Regions from separate parts of the Homo sapiens genome. Here all the other regions are linked to region 2. A link is a loop called in an ENCODE intact Hi-C map of the cell type or tissue named here. Cell type or tissue: heart left ventricle. All regions are shown on one strand.

Region 1 (8,000 bases), 63 kb before region 2:
TGATCTTTATGACCCGGCAAGGTAGGCGTTAATGGCCCCATTATATGCATGAGCAATCTAAGACTTTAAGTTCTTAAAATACTTGCTGAAGTTCTTAAAGTACTAAGTGACAAATCTGGGATTAGAACACAGTTCTGATTCTAAAGCACATGGTCTTTGGTCTCACTCCTAATTTCTAAGGATTATGAAGTCTATTATACTGATGGTGTTTTCTGTGTCTTTTCCATGACATATTCTAAGAGGATTCTCTAGTCACAAAGAATCATTGAACAAAAAATGCATTATGAGAGATTTTCATTGTCGACAGTCAGAGCCACACCTGAACTGTTTATCATTAGATGAGACGATAATGCTTTTCAAATGCTAAAAAGTTTTCTGAAGTTGTTCTACTACAGCCTACTAGGTAGTAAGCTCTGTGAGGAACAGGACTGAGTCTTTTAACTGTTGTGTCCCTACGTAAGAGCCTCGTGTGATTTCTGTCACACAGTACATCCTGAATAAATACTGCTGAATGAAAAAACGAGTAGTTGGATCTTCACTGCTAATTTACTCCAGCATATTAGATTTATCATTAGACTTCTATATTAAACCATCTGCTCAATTTCACTAAACAAAGTGAAAACGTTTTTTCTTTTTTTCTGAGACAGTCTCACTCTGTCGCCCAGCCTAGAGTGCAGGGGCGCCATCTTGGCTCACTGCAAGCTCCACCTCCCGGGTTCACGCTATTCTCCTGCCTCAGCCTCCCGAGTAGCTGGGACTACAAGCGCCACCACGCCCAGCTAATTATTATTATTATTTTTTTTTTTTTTTTTTTGAGACGGAGTCTCGCTCTGTCCCCCAGGCTGGAGTGCAGTGGCGCGATCTCCGCTAACTGCAAGCTCTGCCTCCCGGGTTCACGCCATTCTCCTGCCTCAGCCTCCCAAGTAGCTGGGACTGCAGGCACCCACCACCACGCCCGGCTAATTTTTGGTAGAGACGGGGTTTTTTTTAGTAGAGACGGGGTTTTTTTTAGTAGAGACGGGGTTTCACCATGTTAGCCAGAGGTCTCGATCTCCTGACCTCATGATCCGCCCACCTCGACCTCCCAAAGTGCTGGGATTACAGACGTGAGCCACCGTGCCAGGCCGAAAATGTTCTTTTTTTATGAGAGCCTTATAAAAAATGAAAATTACCATTTCTTTTCCTATGAACCATAAAAAGTCTTTAAGCTATAATTTAAGGAACTTCTATAAAGCGTGTGCAGGCTCACTTATTGATCAGTGTATTGCTAGACTTTCTGATGACACTATATAACTAGGAAGAATGTATCAAACTACAAAAATAAATACACATCATGATCAATACAATATTTGAATTCATTGCTCTATTCTTTTTCCTTTTTACTGATATTTGTGCCTGAAACATGATTTCATCTATAGTAAGACAAATTCTGAGAAACAAAAACAACAGTAGAGAAATGGCAGCAGTAGAAAAGCAACAAATCTCATGTGCTCTCTTATCTTTTTAATTATTTAAAATAAAATAAATCAAGTCTGTTATTTCTTGTGATATAGGGAAGCTATGTTGTGAAAAAGCCCAGACTCTAATATCAGAAAGTAAAATAATTCTAGATAAAGTCATTTACATTTTATATCATATAGATAGAAATATAAAGATACATAGTCCTAGTTATTTTGGGTGAACTAATGTTAAATATAAAGTGAGAATCACATCACACAAGTATAGATAGAAATATCTATCTATATGACATTGGAATGAGTGGTATGGAAAAACAACAAATAACTTACAAAGTGAATAATCCACAGATAAATAATTGAGTTGACTTGATATCAGGTCCAATATCAGAGCTGACTTGATATCAATGACTATAGAGAGTGAATTCTCTTTTCTTTATAAAATATTAATTTTTGATAAATTGCATGCTTTTTAAAAATGTCTGGTCAAAAAAGTCATTTAATTAAGCTAAGTGTTTTGAGAATTAATAAAAATGAAAAGGCCGGGCGTGGTGGCTCATGCCTGTAATTCCAGCACTTTGGGAGGCCAAGGCAGGCAGATCATCTGAGGTCAGGAGTTTGAGACCAGCCTGGCCAACATGGTGAAACCCTGTCTTTACTAAAAATACAAAGAGTAGCTGGGCGTGATGGTGGGCGCCTGTAATCCCAGCTACTCGGGAGGCTGAGGCAGGAGGATTGCTTGAACCCAGGAGGCAGAGGTTGCAGTGAGCCGAGATCATGCCACTGCACTCCAGCCTGGGTGACAAGAGCAAAACTCTGTCTCAAAAAAAAGAAAAAAAAAAAAGAAAGAAAATAAATAAATGTTTAAGAAGTTACCGCCTGTAATCCCATCACTTTGGGTGTCCGAGGTGGGCAGATCACGAGGTCAGGGGTTTAAGACCACTCCGGCCAATATGGTGAAGCCCTGTCTCTACTAAAAACACAAAAATTAGCTGGGTGTGGTGGCATGCACCTGTAGTCCCAGCTACTCGGGAGGCTGAGGCAGGAGAATCACTTGAACCTGGGAGGCAGAGGTTGCAGTGAGCCTAGACTGCACCATTGCACTCCAGCCTGGGCGATGGAGCAAGACTTCATCTCAAAAAAAGAAAAAAAGAAAAAAAAAAAAGAAGTTACTAAAAGAAAAAATGTCTCATAATTGAACTAAACTATATAATCCCCAAATAATCCTCTGGTATATTTTTTAAAATTCTGCAGTAGTTTTAAATAAATGTGTATTTTAACTCCCTCATATTGGAAGGAATTTTATAAGCATGAAACACTCACCTAAAAGTGCATTTTTTCCATGATCATCTGGTAGAAATCGCTTGTCCACAGCACAAACTAGGATGTGTTCAGGCAGATTGGGAGACTTGGCCCCCACCAGGAGGAATCCTGCTGGGATGTCAATTTGTTCCATACACAGTGATACCAAACGCAAATCCTTTCCTGCTTGACAAAAACCTAAAAACCAGTTTAAAAAAAAGGACACAGTGAAATGTTTAGTGAGATTATATCTTCTTATCACTCATTTGGAGAGTAGATTTATTTTTGAGAATCACTATTACAGACTAAATTAAAGTCCCTATACCCCTATACTCCAACCAGAAGACAAATCTGCCAAGTGTGGCCCTCTGAACAAAGCTGAAAAGACATTGAAAGGAAATATTTCCGTCTGCTTCGCTTCAGCCAAAGCGACAACTTCATATTTTTTCTTTTTTTTTTCTTTTTTTTTTTTTTTTTGAGATGGAGTCTCGCCCTGTCGCCCAGGCTGGAGTGCAATGGTGGGATCTTGGCTTACTGCAACCTCCACCTCCCAGGTTCAAGTGATTCTCCTGCCTCAGCCTCCCGAGTAGCTGAGATTACAGGCGTGTGCGCCACCACACCCGGCTAATTTTTTTTTTTTTTTTTTTTTTTAGTAGAGATGGAGCTTCCCCATGTTGGCCAGGCTGGTTTCGAACTCCTGACCTCGTGATCCACCCACCTTGGCCTCACAAAGTGCTGGGATTACAGGCGTGAGTCTGGTCAACAAGTGGGGCAATGGTGAATACACAACAAACTTTGAAAACCACGTAGTTTTTATGTGCATGTAATACGATTATTTTACTTCCAATCCAAATTCACTTCTCTAGATGGGTACAGTGTCAGAATAGAGATACTCTTTATTTTCACAGAGGAAAAGACTGAAGCTCAGAATTTGGTGACTCCTAGATGAACGGGCCAAAACTGTTACAGCATTTCACTTTTTACCATGACATGACATGACAAGATGTGACAAAATCTTACATAACCACTTTGTATATCATAATGTATTATATGAATTCATCTGTTCATTGTTTATTAAACAAACATTTGCAACAGATGCTGTCCAAGACCAGGAGATACAGAATTGAACCAAATATAACTTCCTCCAAGAACTCACATTGCAGTCATTTGGAAGAATGTATAAGGAACCAAGAATCACAGACAGTGTTATAGGGAACAGCTACAGTTCTGCTGCAAATCTTCTGGGGAATGATTCCGTCTGTACTCACTGTAATCATATGACTTCCCCAGGGAGTTGTGACACTCCAAATTGATGTGGAGCTAGGACCTGATCCAACTGGGCCACTTTGATAGCCCAACTTTCTGGCCATAGTTGATTGGTCCAAGGGTGGACATATGACATAAACAAGGCCCATCAAAGCCTTTCCCCTAGAAAATCTGAACATGGAGCCAAGGAGAGCATGGCTCAGACTGCTTAGTGCCAGCCCTGTCTCTTGACTTGGGAGGGAACTCCGTCAGCACAGGCAGGAGGCTGAAAGACTGTTCTGGCAGTATCTGGATCCCTCAGCCCGCTGTATCTGCCTTTCCCAAGGTCTGGCCATGAAACCTTTTCTTTGGAATTCTTTCAGTAATTTCTTCATTTTACCTAAGCCATTTTCAGTTGGGTTTCTGTCATTTGCAACCGAGAAAGGCTGAATAAAAGTATGATAAATGCTATTTCAGGCCGGGCGCAGTGGCTCACACCTGTAATCCCAGCACTTTCGGAGGCCGAGGTGGGTGGATCACTTAAGGTTGCGGTTCAAGTCCAGCCTTGCCAACATGGTGAAACCCTTCTCTATTAAAAATACAAAAAAAGGCCGGGCGCGGTGACCCGCACCTGTAATCTCAGCACTTTGGAAGGCAGAAGCGGGCGGATCATGAGGTCAGGAGATCGAGACCATCTTGGCTAACATGGTGAAACCCCGTCTCTACTAAAGATACAAAAAAATTAGCCGGACATGGTGGCAGGCACCTGTAGAGGCGGAGCTTGCAGTGAGCCCAGATCGCGCCACTGCACTCCAGCCTGGGCAACAGAGCGAGGCTCTGTCTCAAAAAACAAACAAACAACAACAACAACAAATTAGCTAGGCATGGTGGCACATGCATGTAATCCCAGCTACTTGGGAGGCTGAGGCAGGGGAATCACTTGAACCAGGGAGGCAGAGGTTGCAGTGAGCCAAGATCGCACCACTGCACTCCAGCCTGGGCAACAGCGTGAGACTTGCTCTCAAGAACAGGGAAAAAAACGCTATTTCAGAAAATTTTGGAAGCAAGGAGGATGCCTACCTCTCCCTACACAAACCCGAGGAGAGCACCATTATCATTGCCCAATACAAAGTAGGGAAAAACCATGCTAGATTCTCCTAGCATCAATTCATGTTATGATTTTAACCAAGTGTCAACAGATAATTGAATGCTATCAGTTACTGGCATGAGAAATAAAAAAGAAAACACCATGAAAACATTGGATGAGGCGAGGTGCAGTGGCTCACGCCTGTAATCCCAGCACTTTGGGAGGCCAAAGAGGCAGATCGCTTGGGTCCAGGAGTTCAAGACCAGTCTAGGCAACAGGGCGAAACCCCATCTCTACAAAAAAATACAAAAATTAGTCGGGCCTGGTGGTGAGTGCTTGTAGTCCCAGCTACCTAGGAGGTTAAGATGGGAGCATCCCTTGAGCTAGGGAGGCAGAGGTTGCAGTGAGCCAGGATTGTGCCATTGTACTCCAGCCTGGGTGACAGAACAAGACCCTGTCTAAATTTTTTTTTTAAAGAAAAAAAATTAAAATTTAAATTTAAAAAAATGGATGAAGCGGTGGGGCATATTAAATTTACCATATAGTTTGGGTCACCAAACCTCAAAAACAAGCCTAATAGAATTGGGAAAAGTCAACAGAAGAAAGAATAAAATTATCAAGACTGCAGGGCTCAATCATTTCAAGCTTATAGATCCCTTTTTAACATTAATAAAAGTCAATTTAAACTCTAAAAGTCAATTTAACTCTAGAAGTTCATGAATTAAGAAAAAATATAAAAACTTATGAATTCTTTAGCAATTTTAAGTGCATCTGCATTTGTTCAAAATATCATTTATATTTATTTGGAAAATAGTCATTAAATATGTCGGTCATATTACTTCGTTTACAAATATTTTTTGGAGCCTATGGATACATGGAACCCATTGGAAAAAAAAAATCTGCTGTGTCCACCCACCTCTATTAAGGAACAGGGCTCACAGGTTTGAAAGTTGGGAATTGATGATGATGATGATGGCAGCTAAAACTTATGGAGCACTTGCCATAGCCAGGCACAGTGCTAAATACTATATAGATTACCTTATTCAATGCACTCAACACTCAAGACTGGTACTAACCCTGTAGATAATCTTTCTTGTACAGCATGAATATCAAACAGTATATGAATAAACTGATCTAAGTAGGCCAGGTGCAATGGCTCACGCCTGTAATCCCAACACTTTGGGAGGCTGAGGCGGGTGGATCACCTGAGGTCAGGAGTTCGAGTCCAGCCTGGCCAACATGGCGAAATCTTGTCTCTACTAAAAATACAAACATTAGCTGGGGGTGGTGGCATGGACCTGTAGTCCCAGGCACTCGGGAGGCTGAGGCAGGAGAATTGCTTGAACCTAGGAGGCAGAGGTTGCAGTGAGCCGAGATTGCACCACTGCACTCCAGCCTGGGCAACAAGAGTGAAACTCTGTCTCAAAATAAATAAATAAATAAACAAACAAACCAATCTAAAATTACTTTCTATTTAAAATCAAGTCCTTATCACATGCCATGTAATGACAGAATTAATTTTTAAATCTCTGAATTCAAAAGATTACACACTATTATAAGAGACATTTGTGAGTCAACGATTGAGGAACACAGATCTGTTCTAACCTCTTTAATATGTAAATGAAAGAAGGGCCCCAAGAGACTAAGAAAGTGGCCCAAGGCCAAATACTCAACCACCAGAAACAGTAGATCCAGAACCCAGGTCTCTTAACTCCTAATTAACTGCTCCTTTGACCTCATTAACACCTCTCTGACTCATATACAGTCATTTATCACTTAACCACATGGATGCATTCTAAGAGGCGATTTTGTTGTGTGAACATCATAGAGTGTACTTTCACACACCCAGATGATACAGCCTACCACACATGTAGGCTAGATGGTATAGCCTAATGCCCCTAGGCTACAAACCTGGATAGCATTCTATTGTACTGAATACTATAGGCAGTTGTAACACAATGGTTAAGTATTTGTGTATCTAAACATATGTAAACACAGAAAAGGCACAGTGAAAATACGATATAAAAGATAAAAAATGACACACCTGTATAAGTCACTTAAAACAGAGCTTGCAGGACTGGAAGTTGCTCTGGGTGAGTCAGTGAGTGAGTAATGAGTGAATGTGAAGGCCTAGGACATTACTGTACACTTTGTAAATGCTGTACCCTTAGGCTACACTAAATTTACTAAAATGTTTTTTTCTTCAATAATAAATTAACCTTAGCTTACTGTAACTTTTTAACTTTATCACCTTTTTAACTTTTAAAAACCTTCTGATTCATAATAAAACTTAAAACACAAACACTTTGTATAGCTGTATAAAAACGTTTTCTTTCTTATATCCTTATTCTATAAGGCTTTTTTGTATTAAAATTTTTGTTTTGTTTTGTTTTTTACTTTTTAAACTTTTTTTGTTGGCCTGGCGCGGTGGCTCACGCCTGTAATCCCAGCACTTTGGGAGGCCAAGGCGGGTGGATCACAAGGTCAAGAGATTGAGACCATCCTGGCCAATATGGTGAAACCCCATCTCTACTAAAAATACAAAAATTAGCTGGGCATGGTGGTGGGCGCCTGTAGTCCCAGCTACTCAGGAGGTGGAGGCAGGAGAATCACTTTAACCCAGGAGGCGGAGGTTGCAGTGAGCCGAGATTGCGCCATTGCACTCCAACCTGGTGACAGCGCGAGACTCCATCTCAAAAACAAAAACAAAAACAAAAACAAACAAACAAACAAACTTTTTTGTTAAAAACTAAGGCACAAACACACACATTAGCCTAGGCCTACACAGGGTCAGAATCATCAATATCACTCTTCCACCTCCATATCTTGTCCTACTGGAAGGTCTTCAGGGCAAAAACATGCTTGGAGGGTCATCTCCTATGATAATAATGCCATCTTCTGGAATACCTCCT
Region 2 (8,000 bases):
GTCACTAAGATTAATGGAGCATCAGTAAAATATGTTAGGTACAAATGACCCACTTTTATGTACTGCCAGAACAATTTAGCAAGGGTTTAGGAAGGAGAAAACCCAAAGTTCTTTTCCACTGAATTCATACAGCTAGTGGGGGGATAAATTGATTGTTCTCTTTTAATGGTAGGCTCACAAAGACAAAGAGAGAAACATTTTCTGTAACTGGCTATATTTTTTATTAATTAGTAAACTTTTATCTTCAAATGTTCTAAGTCATCAAGATGAATTACCTCCAGTTTTAATTAAAGCCTCTCAAAGGTTAATTCATCCTGCTAAAAGAGAGCACAAAAGGATAATAATGGGGCAATTTTTTTTTTTTTTGAGATGGGGTCATACTCTGTCACCAGGCTGGAGTGCAGTGGCGCAATCTCAGCCTACTGCAACCTCCGCCTCCTGGGTCCAAGTGATTCTCCTGCCTCAGCCTCCTGAGTAGCTGGGAGTACAGGCGTGTGCCACTATGCCCGGCTAATTTTTTTTGTTGTTGTTTGTTTTAGTAGAGACGGGGTTTCACTGTGTTAGCCAGGATGGTCTCGATCTCCTGACCTCGTGATCAATAATGGGGTGATTTTTTTATCCAGCAAGACAAAATGTAACAGAATCATCAATTCCCTCTTCACAAAGGAAGAAGAAAACTTTTTTGGACTTTTATTTTCCTGGAACTGTTTCTTAAACACTTTCTATGTTTCATGAGAATCATCACTTTAGTTTTATCATCTTCAAAAAACTCAAACTGGATATGGAACTGATAATAAAGTTTAGATCCTGCTCAAAACTCAAAATTTCTAAATTTTGAACCTAAATCTATTTACCCAGGTACTGATACCAAGTGGAATTAAAACAAGACTCACTCACTTCGTCATGGCTACAAACTCTTACAAAAATCTGAATCGGACCCTACAATTACTATAGTTACTGCAAAACTTACTAACATTAGCTAATATTTAACGCACATTTTAATGATTTTGTCTTGAGGAATGTAATAGTTCATTTTTATTTAAAACCAAGGTTTGACTACCATTTCACAATAGCAATGTTGGGGCCCTAGGAAAGGTAGGGAAGAAGTATCTAAAGTGGTACAGTCACTAGAAATGTAATTTTTTTTTTTTTTTAGGCAAGATCTTCGTCAGTCGGTCACCAAGGCTGGAGTACAATGGCACAACCATGACTCACTGCAGCCTCAACCTCCCAGACTCAAGCAATCCTCCCACCTTAGTCTCCCAAGTAGCTGGGACTACAGGTACATGCCATTACTTTGAGCTAATTTTTAAATTTTTTGTAGAGATGGGGTCTTGCTGTGTGGCCCAGGCTGCTTTTGAACTCCTGGCCTCAAGCAATCCTCTCACCTCAGCCTCCCAAAGTGTTGGGATTACAGGGGTGAGCCACCAAACCCAGACTAGAATTCTTTTTTTTTTTTTTTTGAGACAGAGTTTTACTCTTGTCCCCCAGGTTGGAGTACAATGGCATGATTTCGGCTCACCACAACCTCCACCTCCTGGGTTCAAGCGATTCTCCTGCCTTAGCCTCCCAAGTAGCTGGGATTACAGGCACCTGCCACCACACCCAGCTAATTTTTGTATTTTTAGTAGAGACAGGGTTTCACCATGTTGGCCAGGCTGGTCTCAAACTCCCAACCTCAGGTGATCCGTCTGCCTTGGCCTCCCAAAGTGCTGAGATTACAGGCATGAGCCACCATGCCCGGCCTTAGAAATCTATTCTTAAGGCTCTGATATAAAACTATTACCCTGATGATATAATCACAGAGTAACTAAGATAATACATTATACATAACATAAATATTGTATCACTATCACTATACAATTAATAGTTAATAAATGAACCCAGTTATAATAAATGAACCCAGTGCATGCGAGTGTGTATATGTGCATGTATAGTAATACATCCTTCCAGGCACCAGACTTCTGGGAAACCTCTACTACCTAGCCTAGAACCAGTTAGATACCCAGAAATAAGAGAGACCGTATGTGCGCGCGCGCGCGCGCGTGTGTGTGTATTAACATAGGGTCTCTGTCACCCAGGCTGAAGTGCAGTGGTGTAATCATGGCTCACTGCAGTCAGCCTCAACCTCCTGGGCTTAAGTGATCCTCCTACTTCAGCCACCTAAGCAGGTGGGACTACAGGTATATGTCATCACACCCAGCTAATTATCTAACTTTTTGTAGAGACAGGGTCTCACTATGTTGCCCAGGCTGGTCTCGAACTCCTGGGCTCAAGTGATTCTACCATCTCAGCCTTCCAAAGTGCTGGGATTACAGGTGTTGAGCCACTTCACCTGGCCAAAAATAAATTTTTACAGTGGTAGGCCAGGTGTGGTGGCTCACGCCTGTAATCTCAACACTTTGGGAGGGTGAGGCAGGTAGATCACTTGAGGTCAGGAGTTCAAGATCAGCCTGGGCAACATGGTGAAAACCCACCTCTACTAAAAATATAAAAATTAGCTGGGCATGGTGATAGGCACCTGTAATCTCAGCTACTTGAGAGGCTGAGACTGGAGAATCGCTTAAACCCAGGAAGTGGAGATGGCAGTGAGCCAAGATTGTGCTACTGCACTATAGCCTGGGCAACAGAGCCAGACTCCATCTCAAAAGAAAAAAAAATTTTTTTTTTTTTAGAGTGGAATAAGAAAATAAACGGAACTGGTTTGTTTTGTAGGTACAGGCTTACCCTCAGGTATAAAGCAAAATAGCCATTTACCAGCAACATGATAAATACATTCTAGGGAGAAGAGATAACATAACTTACCTGAAAGAAAGAGACTCCATTTGTATAAAAAGTGACAGTAGAAATAAAAATGCGGCTGCTCAGGCCACTTAGCATAGAGGCAAATAACCCTACACCATGCTTCAACAGTCCCTGAGGATGACAATGTATTTCAATGTAGTACAACAGCAGATCTTCATATTTATGACCCTGGGTCAGTTAATGTGCATTATTTAAAAGCCAGAGTATTAACTAATGAATTTTAGGAAGATTTTTCATTGAAATCTTTTTTGTTGTTGTTGTTTAAGTTTTGAAGTTTCAGTTATCTGGAAAATAAAGTTACTTGGAACAACTTTACTATTCTTATGTTCCATGAAATATATTGAGTCTCTAACTTTCAAAGGTTTTTCAGAATACCAATTTGTTTTGTTCAGAGTGACTGTGAAGAATGTAAATACCTTAAATATTATCACTATTTACAACTAAATTAAATCATACAATTAAGTGAATTTTTTAAAGATACCTTTTCAGATTATAGAATTCATTGCCTTGTTAAAAACTGTGTTTATTAATCTTCTGTACAATTTTTGGTTGTACTGCCCGTATCTCCTCTGCCATATCACTACAAGAAACTGTTCCTGGTTTGTAATAAGTTATCACCTACATTATTATGTCATTGTTAAAGCTGATATACAAACTCAGGTATTAAGGTTTCTGAAGATCTGCATGAGGAACAGGAGGAGGAATTTCTTGAAACAGAAATTCCAGATTCATTCATTACTCCTTGAATGTCATGGATGTAATCCAGGGGTCTCCAAGAATTCTTAGAAGACAACAGAATAAGAAGATTTTAGAGCAGCTGAAATCTTTAACTCTCTTTCTTTGAAAATCTTCTGTCACAAGTCAGAAGGATAATGTCTCTTTTTACCCAATGAGAAAGCTGTTCTCACACGAGCATAATTAATCTTCTGACACCATGACAAAGAAATTCCTTAAAGGGATTTCTCCGATTTCCTCTCAAGACAGAAGATTGTCTTTATCCATCATCTGTTCTTCCTGATCCCTTCTTTTTGAATATCCACATCAGCAGAATTGTCCATCAGAGGAGACAGCAGGAGGGAAATCTCTGCATGATTGATAGGGCCCCAATGCTCTGCATGCCTATTTAAGTGCAAGCATCTATTGTTGCAAACTTACTTTACAGCAGTTAAACAAATATAATAGTCACCAATTCAACCATTGTGTAGCTCAGACTTGACTAAAACTAGTAAGTGAAGTTTGCTAATGACAAGGCACTGATTTTGAAGCCAGAAAAAAACTCCGCAGATGAAATAGCCTGATGTTGATTTATAAAAAAGAAATTCTCAAAACTATGGAACAGTATATGTATATTAGAAAGTGTTATAACCTATACTGTATGCAGATGGACATTTCCATTAAAGAGCAAGAAAAAGCCAATACTTATATAATGTTGTGATTTTTAAAAATTCTAACAGTCACTCAGTGCTTTTTACCTCCATTAATGCTATCTAGGTCGGGAGGAAGTGGGGAGTTGGGATGGCATATGTTATCATCCAAAAAAAAATTAGGTATGTCAAGGAAGCAAGTTTGCTTCTGACACTCCCTTAAAATTTTTTTTTTCAGACTCATTCTAGTAAAGTTTTTTCAAAGAGAGACTTAGGTATGTCTGTGTGTTCTTACCCCCCTCAGTGGAAGAAAACCAAAGGCCATTTGAGACTTCCTGTGAGTACTTGCCACTTCCATGGGTGGGACTAATGAGTCAGAGCAGTATAGGTCAGTTTCAAGTGGAGGAGCAAAACATGCAGGGCAAAGGTCCAATCCACAGAAAATGCAAGCTGGGCTCTACATTCAAAGCAATCAACACGAAATGGAAACGGATCTAGAGATTTCTAAGTGGTGGTAAGAGCGCACCCAGTATCAACAGCAGAGGTTACAGCATGCTCTGTGTTCTTTACAGATGCTGCCAAGAGAGGCCACTTAAGGCCAGACACTAGGACACACTGACACCATGCATTCTGTCTGTACCACAGTGACCTTGAATACTCAGTTCTGGACGCACCCTGTGAAAATATTTGTTTATCCTTCCCAATTTCCAAATAATGAGGCCAGCCCTCACGAGCCAGGGCTGCAGCTCGTTGGTGCTGCCCTTGGCATGGTTAGGACAGACTGCCACTGCCTGGCCCTACTCTGGGGCTTCTTCTCCAGCTGACCTGCCTGCCCAGCCAACAGAGCAATTGACAGCTGACCCATAGCCAGGACCCACATGTTCTATAAGAACTGGCTTAATTATGGTTTTTCTTCAGTTACAAAGTTAAATGCAGGATTGATGACCCCTTTGAAGACCTAGGGAAAAAGTTATATCCAAGATAAAGACCCCCCCCCCCCAAAAAAAAAACCATTGTGGGTAAAGAGGAGTGCCAAGAAATTGGAATGTAGGATATACTCCAGAATTTGAATACAGAGAATCTGGAAATCAAGAAAGAGTGAGTTGGTAGTGAAAGTAACACAGGAGAGGGGGCTAGATGGGAAATGCATGCAGCAGCCCAGAGGGAACTCTAAAGTGTTCCCTCAGCAGCAGAGGACCAGAAATTAACAGGATTGTGAGGGTTGTTTTGGGGAAGGGGGACCAATCCTCATTGTTTTTGTTTACCTATTTTGCATCATAAGGCATCTCGTCAAGGAGACCAATAAACATTTACTAATGGTTAGAATGAAACTTGAGCAATAGGCTACTAATGCTGCTCAAAGCCAGGTGCGTAAGACCCAGGAAAAGGTCTGGAAAGTCTTCCTTGGACACTCTGGGTGGAAAAGCAATCAAGTCCTTGAGATTAAGTCCAAGTTCAAAAGGAGTATCTTTTTGCCCACAATTATCCTTGGAGTTAAATCATTCATGAGAAAAAAAAATACCAGTGCTCACAAAAAAACTCAAGGAAAAGCAAACATTTCATTATTTTGCCCTTCAGAGATCTTTGTAAGACAAGGGTCAATTGTAATATGGTCCATTACAATTTTTTTTTTTTTTTTTTTTTTTAGACAGAGTCTCACTCTGTCGCCCAGGCTGGAGTGCAGTGGCCTGATCTCTAATCACTGCAACCTCCACCTCCCAGGCTTAAGCCATTCTCGTGCCTCAGCCTCCCAACTGGTTGGGATTACAGGGACACACCACTATGCCTGGCTAATTTTCGTATTTTCAGTAGAGATGGGGGTGGCACCATATTGGCCAGGCTGGTCTCAAACTCCCAGCCTCAAGCAATCTGCCTGCCTTGGTCGCTCAAAGGGCTGGGATTACAAGGTGTGAGCCACTGTGCCTGGCCTCCATTACAATATTTTAAGTCTAATTGTGCTTACAGCAGTGACTCTGGATTAAGACATATGCTGACTGGATCCCAGCTCCCCCACATTTCAAGGGTGTGTGTGACTCAGTCTCTCTTTGCTTCAGTTAACTCATCTGTAAAGTGGGGATAATAATAATGGTGACTACCATTCACAAGGTGGTTTTAACAATTAAATACAAATCCTGACATTTGGCAAACAGTACATAATAACTGATTACTATCATTTCCTGTTTTCCCCTTTCCCCCTGATTCATACAACCCCCTAAGTGGACACACCCAGTTCTATGTCTGGGAGTTCATCTTGAGACACATACACACACATGCACACATATTCACATATGCACGTACACACACACACATGCACGTATCAGATGCATCAGCCTTCAGTGCTAAGAAAGGAGCAGGTCCAACAGATTAAGCCAAATAGACCCCCCTGAGCAAGTGAGAGAATAGAATGAAGAAGTTAGGCAGAACAAGCAAAGAAGATCAGGGCAGGCCAGGGTGACATGAGGGCTGGACACAATTTCTCAGGACTCCATTTGAACTACTGCAGACTTTCTGTGCCTAATTCTGCTTCATGCAGCTCAGCTGGACCACTGGTCAGTTTCCTGGTTGTCTTGGCACTATTTTCAGGTTGGGGTCTTACTGGGATACACAAAGCATATCCTGTACTTGCTTTTATTTCACTCGATTCAATGCATTGGGACAGATGCTGAGGATACACACATGAACAAGACTACACTATCCAGAAGTTCACAGCTCAGACAATTCCATCCAGTGTGATTAGGGCTCTCATAGAGGAGCACACACAGTGCTTAAACATCCTGGGGAACGGGGGGGGGCAATGGCACTGAATCAGGACTTCAAAGATGACCAGGAGTTCATGACAGAGAAAGGTTGAAGCTGAAGACATTCTTCATAAAGAAACAGGCAGAAGTAGGTGTAGCTTTATGTGGGTCCTGAAGTTAGGCTAGAGAGTGGAGCTAGGTTAAGAAAGGCTGGGGTTGGCCGGGCGCTGTGGCTCACGCCTGTAATCCCAGCACTTTGGGAGGCTGAGGCGGGCGGATCACGAGGTCAGGAGATCAAGACCATTCTGGCCAACATGGTGAAACCCCGTCTCTATTAAAAATACAAAAAAAATTAACCGGGCATGGTGGTAGGCACCTGTAGTCCCAGCTACTCGGGAGGCTGAGGCAGGAGAATGGCGTGAACCCGGGAGGCAGAGCTTGCAGTGAGCCGAGATCGCAGCCACTGCACTCCAGCCTGGGTAACAGAGTGAGACTCCGTGCCCCCCACCTCCCCACCCCACCAAAAAAAAGAAAAAAAAAGAAAGGTTGGGGCCTTCTTCTTTCTTCCTTTTTTTTTTTTTAACAGATAAAAGGGAGTCCTTGAAGACTGTACTCAAAAGAATGGTGTGATCAAATGTGCTTTTCAAAAAGATAATTCACAGGAGATAATTCAAAAAGATAATTCAAAGATAAAAATGGAAGAGTGGGAACAGGAAGAGGAACAGTCCAAAAGCAGGGAGCCCAGTAGGGAGATGACTACAATGGTCTAGATGAGAGATGAGGAGGGACTGGCAAGGAGAGTGGAGCTGAGATGTCGTTTATTTAAGGCTTACGTAGGATGCTGAGTCGACAGGGTTTAGTGACCCAACAGGTCTGGGACATGAGGAAGGGAGGGAAGCCTAGGATAACTGGGAAGTTTCTAGTTTGAGGACTTCAGCAAATGTCATCCCATTAATTTGGATGGGAGTGTTGCCCTTTGTATGTGTGTGAGTTGAATTTGCATCATGACATGCCTGAGGGCCTTTCTGTTTACCTTGTGTTACTAACACCTGGACTCCCCAGGAGGGAATTCAAGAACAGATTGGAACCTTAG
Region 3 (8,000 bases), 56 kb after region 2:
ATTCGCAGTGAAATTGGTACTCTTACATTCCGGGGGAATTAAAAATTGGAAGAATCTTTTGGAAAATTATTAAGATATTATGTATCTAAAAGTATAACTTTCAACTGAATACTTTACTTCCAAAAATCTACCCTAAGGAAAAAGTACAAAGTATGCTGGGAAGGGATCCGTAAGTACAGAGTAAAACACTGGATCTCATTTAAAGTATCCAGTAAATGATAAAGAAATTTAGGCATATAATTAGATGGAATTAGGCTTCCATAAGAAATTATAATAATAACTATTCAGTAACATCACAGAAAAATATTCATGAGAGAAATACTAACTTTAAAATAAGAATATAAAATTACATATATAATTACAATTATGAAAATAAACGTTTCTGCAAAAAGCTATAAGAAGTTGGTGGGATTATAGATGCCCTTTTTCTCTATTTCTCAAATTTTCTAAAATGTAATCTTTTCTTTAAACAAGGAAGGGATTTGAAATGATGAGACAAACTGCATTTTTAGAATGATTTTAATATAAATATTAGATTTGGTAATGTCTTAATGATTTTTTTACTTTATTGAATGCTTATTTTTACAATAAGGTATTTGTCAGGAAAATTAAGAAACATGGAGTTAGCTGTAAATAACACTACTTCATAGGACATGTGTTCAGATGTATAGGAACTATTGCTATTCTAATGTAACTATTAGACTATTCTAATGTTAATTAGTTTCAAATTTCCAAAAGTCTTGAGTTTTTCTTAATGAAACATTGACATTAAGACAATCTGAATTTTAAAAATACATAATCAATTGGTTTCTGCACTGAGTTTGGCATACATATCTTTTCCTTATGATTTCTGACTGATATTTTATTCAAATCTGGACTCTGAAAATCATAATTTTTCTACACATCTACCACATGACTGGTGTTTTTTTGGTTGCATATCTTTTAGTTGGTGTTATGAATTGCTCAAGGATTAGTATTCTGACTTCAAAGTACTGAGAAACAGTTGATACCAGAACATTTTACACCCAGAACACTTTACACTGAGTGCTCTCAATACCACCAAGTACCAAAAATTCAGGTACGAAGCAAAAGTGTGCTAAATGTTAAATGTAAAATTCTCAACATTTACCACTAAACTTCATGTTTTGAGGAGGATGCTGTTGTAACTTTATTTATTTATTTATTTATTTATTTATTTATTTATTTATTTTTTTTTTTTGAGATGGAGTCTTGCTCTTGTTGCCCAGGCTGGAGTGCAATGGCACGATCTCGGCTCACTGAAACCTCTGCCTCCCAGGTTCAAGCGATTCTCCTGCCTCACCCTCCCAAGCAGCTGGGATTACAGACGCCTGCCACCACGCCTGGCTAATTTTTATATTTTTAGTAGAGATGGGGTTTCGCCATGTTGGCCAGGCTGGTCTCGAACTCCTGACTTCAGGTGATCCACCCGCCTCGGCCTCCCAAAGTGCTGGGACTACAGGCATAAGCCACTGTGCCCAGCCTTGTTGTAACTTTAATATCCTTCAATCTATAAGCCTAAATGGCTTCAACACTAAATAAAAAGTCACTTGTCATGGCTATACCCATTTCGACAGGCCTCATGAGTTTTTGTTGTGTTTTATCAGCAGGCCCTAGAGTAAGGAGAACATTTTTGGCACTTTCTTGCTTTCACTCTTCTTCCTTACTTCCATTCTCTCACACATTCATTGAGCAGACTCAATGTACCGGACACTGAAGATACAGAGATAAAAAATGAGATCCCTGCCCTCAAGAAGCTCAAAATAGAATTGGGCAGACAGACAAGTCACAGAGCATGACGGTCTGGTGGCTCATGCGGTATGACAGGGTGCAGCACGGCATGGTGTGGATGGCATGACAGGGGTGACAGGGAGTTGAGTTTTGACTATGTTCAGTTTGAGATCACATTAGAACATCTAGGCATGCAGATCTCCTAGTAGGCACTTAATGGAGGAGTTTACACAAAGGCCTAGGCTGGGACTAGAGATTTACAAATCATTAGTACAAAGGTCATGGGATTGCCTAGGAAGAAGGTGACAAAAGGGGCTAAGGATTGAAATTCTACTTAAGAGGCAGGAAAATGAGTAAGAGCATGCAAAGCAGCTGAGGAAAAACCAAAGTGGGAAACTAAAAGAGAACAGTATCAACAAAGAAAATGAAGCACATTTTAAGAATGAGGCAAAAGCCAACTCTATCATAAGCGCCAAAGAATCCAAGAAGACAAGGATGAAAAGGGTACCCCTAGCATGGCAACCTGGCCAGGGCACCTGCACGAGCCTCACAGGAGGCTAAATCTTATGACATAGTGAGGAACTGGTGACAAGTGGACAGCCTGTATTCAAAAGGCTGGGCTGGGCCGGGCACGGTGGCTCACGCCTGTAATCCCAGCGCTTTGGGAGGCCGAGGCAGGCGGATCACAAGGTCAGGAGATTGAGACCATCCTGGCTAACACGATGAAACCCCGTCTCTACTAAAAATACAAAAAATTGGCTGGGCGTGGTGGTGGGTGCCTGCAGTCCCAGCTACTTGGGAGGCTGAGGCAGGAGAATGGCGTGAACCCAGGAGGCGGAGCTTACAGCGAGCCAAGATCGCACCACTGCACTCCAGCCTGGGCGACAGAACAAGATTCCGTAAAAAAAAAAAAAAAAAAAAAAAAAGGGCTGGGCTGTAAAGGGAAGGAGAGCTGTGTAGGACAATTGGTGAGAAATGGAGGATCCAAAGAAGTATCAAAAACGCTTCCTTTCTTCCTTTTCTTTCTTTCCTTCTTTCTCCCCACCTCATCTCCCTCTCTCTTCCTTCTTTCCTTCCTTCTTCCCTTTCTTCCTTTTTTTAATAGAAAGACTAGAAATGAACTAATTTATAAGCTAAAGAAAACATTTTAGAGATAAAATGCTTACAATAAAGCAGAAGGAAGGTGTCACAAGTGGATTCCTCACTCTGAGGAATGAGACAAGGTTAAGATCCAGGACTTACTACATGAAGGCCTCCATTTTCTCTGTGCAGTAGAAGCCAAGTTCATTTTCAGAGAGCTGGAAAGGATGGTGGAACAGGCATGCTGATGTGAGAGAAGAAAGGTTAGGCTGGCCACCCTTTAGAGGTAACTGGAGAGGAGCTTATTTGGAATCATGTAAGATTTCAGGGCAGCGTTCCCAGCCCAGGGGAGAGACCGTGAATGTAGAACGGGTGGGAATGAACCACCCATTTCCCAGGTTGTGTGAATTTCTTCAATAAAACTCAACAACCTGAGTGCAAGAGCAAAGAAGAATAAATGGTTGGAGAGTTAGGTATTGATGAAGGTCAGAGAATGGGTCTTAAAAACACCGAGGCCTCCGGGACTGGTTTACCACGGAAGAGGTGGTGTCGCAGAAGAAGGTCATCAGGGTAGAAAGACTGGTCGATTGAGGACTGATCCAATGGGAATAAATGCATAAGAGAGGACAGGTCTTATGTAGGCATTCGCATGTAAAAACCTGACCCAAGACAAGTTCAAGATAAAACAGAATGAGAATGAGGAAGGAACCTCAAGAGCCCAACTGGTCCATTCTCCTGAAGCTAAACGGAACCACCAAAAACCATCCCAAAGAGAAGAGACTCTACATTGTCTTCCAAGACCACCAACAGTGGATTTTTCTTTATATAAGAGGTCAGGAAACTGAGACTAAACATCGCTGGTTTTGACGTCACATTCAACGACGTCACATTCAACTCCGTCACTGTAGCTCAAATGCAGTCAGAGACGATATGCAAGTGAACAAGCATGGCCATGTTTCAATAAAACTTTATTTTCAAAATAAGACATGGACTGGATTTGGTCTAGGATGAGTTTGTCAACTTCTGCCCTAGATCCCTTTCTTCTGAGGTATTTGTTCTTTTAAAATTGATTGGAAGAATGTTTTATATGTAGAGAATATTAACACTTTATTTTATTTAATCCTGTCATCCAGGCTGTCATCCAGGCTGGAGTGCAGTGGTGCAATTTCAGCTCACTGCAACCTCTGCCTCCCAGGTTCAAGTGATTCCCCTGCCTCAGCCTCCCGAGTAGCTGGGATTACAGGCGAGCACCACCACGCCCAGCTAATTTTGCATTTTTAGTAGAGATGAGATTTCACTATGTTGGCCAGGCTTTTTGTTTATTATATATACTGCTACTGCACTTCAGCCTGGGCAAAAGAAGAAGACCCCAGCTCTAAAAAAATAAATAATTAAAAATTTTAAAATAACATACTTGTAACAAAAATATTTTCCCCCACTTATTTAAACCTATTTCCTACATTTCTCTCAACTAGTTTAGTTTCTCTCCTTCCCTTTATGAAATATAACCAACATTTTTATTTATTTATTTAGAGACAGAGTCTCACTCTGTCACCAGGCTGGAGTGCAGTGGTGCAATCTTTGCTCACTGCAACCTCGACCTCCTGGGTTCAAGCTATTCTCCTGCCTCAGCCTCCTGAGTAGCTGGGATTACAGGCGTGTGCCACCATGCCTAGCTAATTTTTGTATTTTTAGTAGAGATGGGGTTTCACCGTGTTAGCCAGGATGGTCTCGATCTCCTGACCTCGTGATCGGCCCACCTCGGCCTCTCAAAGTGCTGGATTACAGGCATGAGCCACCAAGCCCAGACTATTTTATTTTTTTCATTGTTATTACAAGTGTGGTATTTTAAAATTTTTTAAATTAATTATTATTATTTTTTTAGAGATGGGGTCTTGCTGTGTTGCCCAGGCTGGAGTGCAGTAGCGCACTCATAGTTCACTGCAGCCTTGAATTCCTGGGCTTAAGCGATCCTCCCACATCAGCCTCCCAAGCAGCTGGGACTATGGGTGCACTCCACCAGGCCTGCCTAGTTTTCTTGTAGAGACAGGGTTTCACCATGTCACCCAGGCTGGTCTCAAACTCTTAAGCTCAAGTGATCTGCCCACCTCAGCCTCTCAAAGTGCCAGGATTACAGGCATGTGTCATTGTGCCTAGCCGGTATTTTTAATTGAAAAATAAAAACTAAATAAATTTGCCGGGCATGGTGGCACATGTCTGTGGTCACAGCTACTCAGGAGGCTGAGGTGGGAGAATCACCTGAGCCTGGGAAGTGGAGACTGCAGTGAGCCGTTATCATGCCACGGGACTCCAGCCTGGGCAACAGAGTGAGACCCAGTCTCAAAAAATAAAAATAAAAATTGTGTTGTTTGTGTGTGTGTATATATATATATACTTGGTATTTGCTATGATCTGAATGTTTGTGTCACTCCAAAATTCATATGTTGAAATCCTAACCCCCAAGGTGATGGTTTTAGGAGTTAAGTTTTTGGGAGGTAATCAGGTCATAAGGTTATATCCCTCATGAATGAAATTAGTGACCTTATAAAAAAGACCCCAGAGAGCTCCATTGCCCCCTCTACCATGTGAGGATACAGCTAGAAGGCATCATCTGTGAATCAAGAAATGGACCCTTAGCAGATACCAAATCTGTTGGTGCCTTGATCTTGGACTTCCAAGCGTCTAGAATTGTAAGAAATAAATATTTGTTGTTGATAAGCCAACCAGTTTGTGGTATTTTTGTTATAGCAACCAAAATGCACTAAGACAGTATTTACATATCTTATTCTAAAATATTTTATGATGGCTAAAATGTTTATTATACATTGTCATCTAAAACAGTAAGTTTTTCTTTCATTTTTTTTTAATCACATGCACAAATGCATTAAAGTAAAGATCCAGTGGCCTTACCATGGTCTGGAGGCCCATGCTTACATCTCCACCTGTCCTGTCCCTCCAGCCGATGGCCCTAGCCTTCTTTCTCAGTTCCTCCCGTGTGTCAAGCACTTCCTCTTAGCACCTTCAAACATTCTGAAGTGCTCTCTCCCCTACTCTCCATTGTGCTTTGTCTCAATCTTCCTCTTCATCTCAACACAGAAAACCTCTTCAAAAACTTTCTTAAATCTCCAAGACAAATTATGAACTCCCAGTTAGTCTAACCTTTTCTAGCCCTCATCCCAACGAATAAAATCATTTAATTATATAATTACAGATTAGTGTGTGTATTAGTTATCTTCTGTTTGCGTAGGAACTCACTGAATGTTGGTTGAATTAATGAATAGACAATTAAAATAGTTAAGTATGACAAATATTATTAATAAAATAAAAATCTCATTTATTCTTCACAGATGTGAAATATAAGGCCACTCAAACTGAACAGCATACTTAATATATTTATGAAAAAAATTTAAGATCTTCACCTCATAATCACTTGAATAGAACTAGATGTGACAAAATATTACTACATATGTTAATTATTTGTGAGCAGCTAGTTCAAATTATCATTATCATTTATGCTACAAACTTTTGTTTTTTGTTTTTTTTGAGATGGAGTCTCATTCTGTCACCCAGGCTGGAGTGCAGCGGCACAATCTCAGCTCACTGCAACCTCCGCCTCCCGGGTTCAAGCGATTCTCCCTGCCTCAGCCTCCCCAGTAGCTGGGATTACAGGCACCCGCAACCACATCGAGTTAATTTTTGTATTTTTAGTAAAGATGGGGTTTCGCCATGTTGGCCATGCTGGTCTCAAACTCCTGACCTCAGGTGATCCACCCGCCTCAGCCTCCCAAAGTACTGGGATTACAGGCATGAGCCACTGTGCCCAGCCTGCCAGAGAAAAACATTTTTATAAAAATTATATAAATAAAAATTTTCATGAATTTAAAACTAGCTTTTTCTCTTTTTAGTCTGAAGTTTTACTCTTGTCAATACATGCATTTATCTATTTGGACATTAATTCAATTACATCTTTTTTTATTATCTTCTTGGCATTAGGCCCTGGTGATTAAAAGATGAACTGTACATAGTCTTCACCCTCTGAGTTTTGAGCCAAGTGAGATGTATGCCAACCAGTTATTACAGCTAAGGGGTAGCCCAGCACAGAAGTAAATGCAGTGAGCTGCTTATTGTCTGGAGAGGTCAAGGAAGGTGTTTTGGAAATAACGTGCTTGAGGCTGCCTCATATTTTAACCGTTGATAAAGAGGAAAAGTAGGTGAAATATCTTTAAGAAATATCAAAAAATTATAAGTCCATTTATAACTTCTTATGAAAGCCATTTTTTACATTTGTAAAAAAATACCTTTATCCATTTTGTCAGCTGTCTTCAGTGACAACTAGATTTCACTCAACTGCAGTGTGGCAGAGGCTGGCTAGATGCACAGCAAACCCACTTCCTCTCCCTGGAGACAAGGTCGAACATTTCCTAGCTCTGACAATGGAACGTGGCTGATGTGAAGGACAAGACAGTTAAGAGTTGTTTGCCTTCCCTATATGCTCTCTTCCTTCCACAGCAATCTTGAAGTCTAGAATTGGAAGATAGTAGTGGAACAAGATGAAAGGACCTGGATCCCTGAGTGACGGCAAGGAGAAGTGTCTCACCGTGTCAGACTACAGCATGAGCAAGTAATTAAGCCAGTGGAATTTTAAGGATGTGTGCTACAGCAGTTAGCTTATCCTAATGAATCATTCCATTGTGAGGGTAGTGTGTAGTCAATCATAATTTTAAAGAACATAATGAATGACAGATATTCTTAGTCCTGTTTTTAGTATCTACCCCCACTTCTTTGCTAACAGGACTCCAGTTTTGTTTGGGGTGCCAATTTGCACAGCTTTAAGGGAAGATTTTGGTTGGTCTAAACTCATCATGAGAATTCTGTTCCCCACGCTTTTAGCCTCCCCTGTAGTGAGGGATGGTCATGCAGCCCAGTTCTAGCTAAGAAACCTAATGGAAAGTCCACCGCAGGGATTTCTGGGAAAGGTTTTCCTTCCCTGATAAAAGAAACCTGCATGGCTGGCATCATCCCTTTTTCCCCTCTACTTAACTTAAACAGCAACCTGCATGAGTGGGGGCTACATTCTGGACTAACATAATAAATGCATTCTTTTTTTTTTTTTTTTTTTTTGAGACAGGGTCTTGCTGTCACACAGGCTAGAATGCAGTGGCAAGACTATA

Evidence for each region. Peaks named below come from ENCODE experiments on the same cell type or tissue, not always from the same donor. Only the 100,000 strongest peaks of a DNase experiment are listed, where the experiment ranks them.
Region 1: a loop joins it to region 2, with 2.7 times the contacts of the local background. A loop is called at or near these places in 10 of 110 quality-filtered maps.
Region 3: a loop joins it to region 2, with 2.5 times the contacts of the local background. A loop is called at or near these places in 15 of 110 quality-filtered maps.

What each region holds. Positions count from the first base shown.
Region 1 is chr18:21,390,339-21,398,338 of GRCh38, reverse strand. GREB1L (GREB1 like retinoic acid receptor coactivator) reads right to left here. Exons shown (of 33, transcript NM_001142966.3): 5 at 2,778-2,954. All of the region lies in intron 2 of GREB1L-AS1 (GREB1L antisense RNA 1), which reads left to right. Among named protein-coding and RNA genes, the nearest start is that of GREB1L-AS1, 57 kb to the left of the region's middle. RefSeq lists an enhancer at 6,492-7,344. In heart left ventricle, no CTCF peak of the experiment used is centred here; no DNase peak of the experiment used is centred here; H3K27ac peaks cover 271 bases.
Region 2 is chr18:21,327,139-21,335,138 of GRCh38, reverse strand. The region is part of intron 1 of GREB1L (GREB1 like retinoic acid receptor coactivator); the gene reads right to left. Among named protein-coding and RNA genes, the nearest start is that of GREB1L-DT, 88 kb to the right of the region's middle. In heart left ventricle, no CTCF peak of the experiment used is centred here; a DNase peak (open chromatin) is centred at 4,940; H3K27ac peaks cover 1,455 bases.
Region 3 is chr18:21,271,600-21,279,599 of GRCh38, reverse strand. All of the region lies in intron 1 of GREB1L (GREB1 like retinoic acid receptor coactivator), which reads right to left. Among named protein-coding and RNA genes, the nearest start is that of GREB1L-DT, 33 kb to the right of the region's middle. In heart left ventricle, no CTCF peak of the experiment used is centred here; no DNase peak of the experiment used is centred here; H3K27ac peaks cover 997 bases.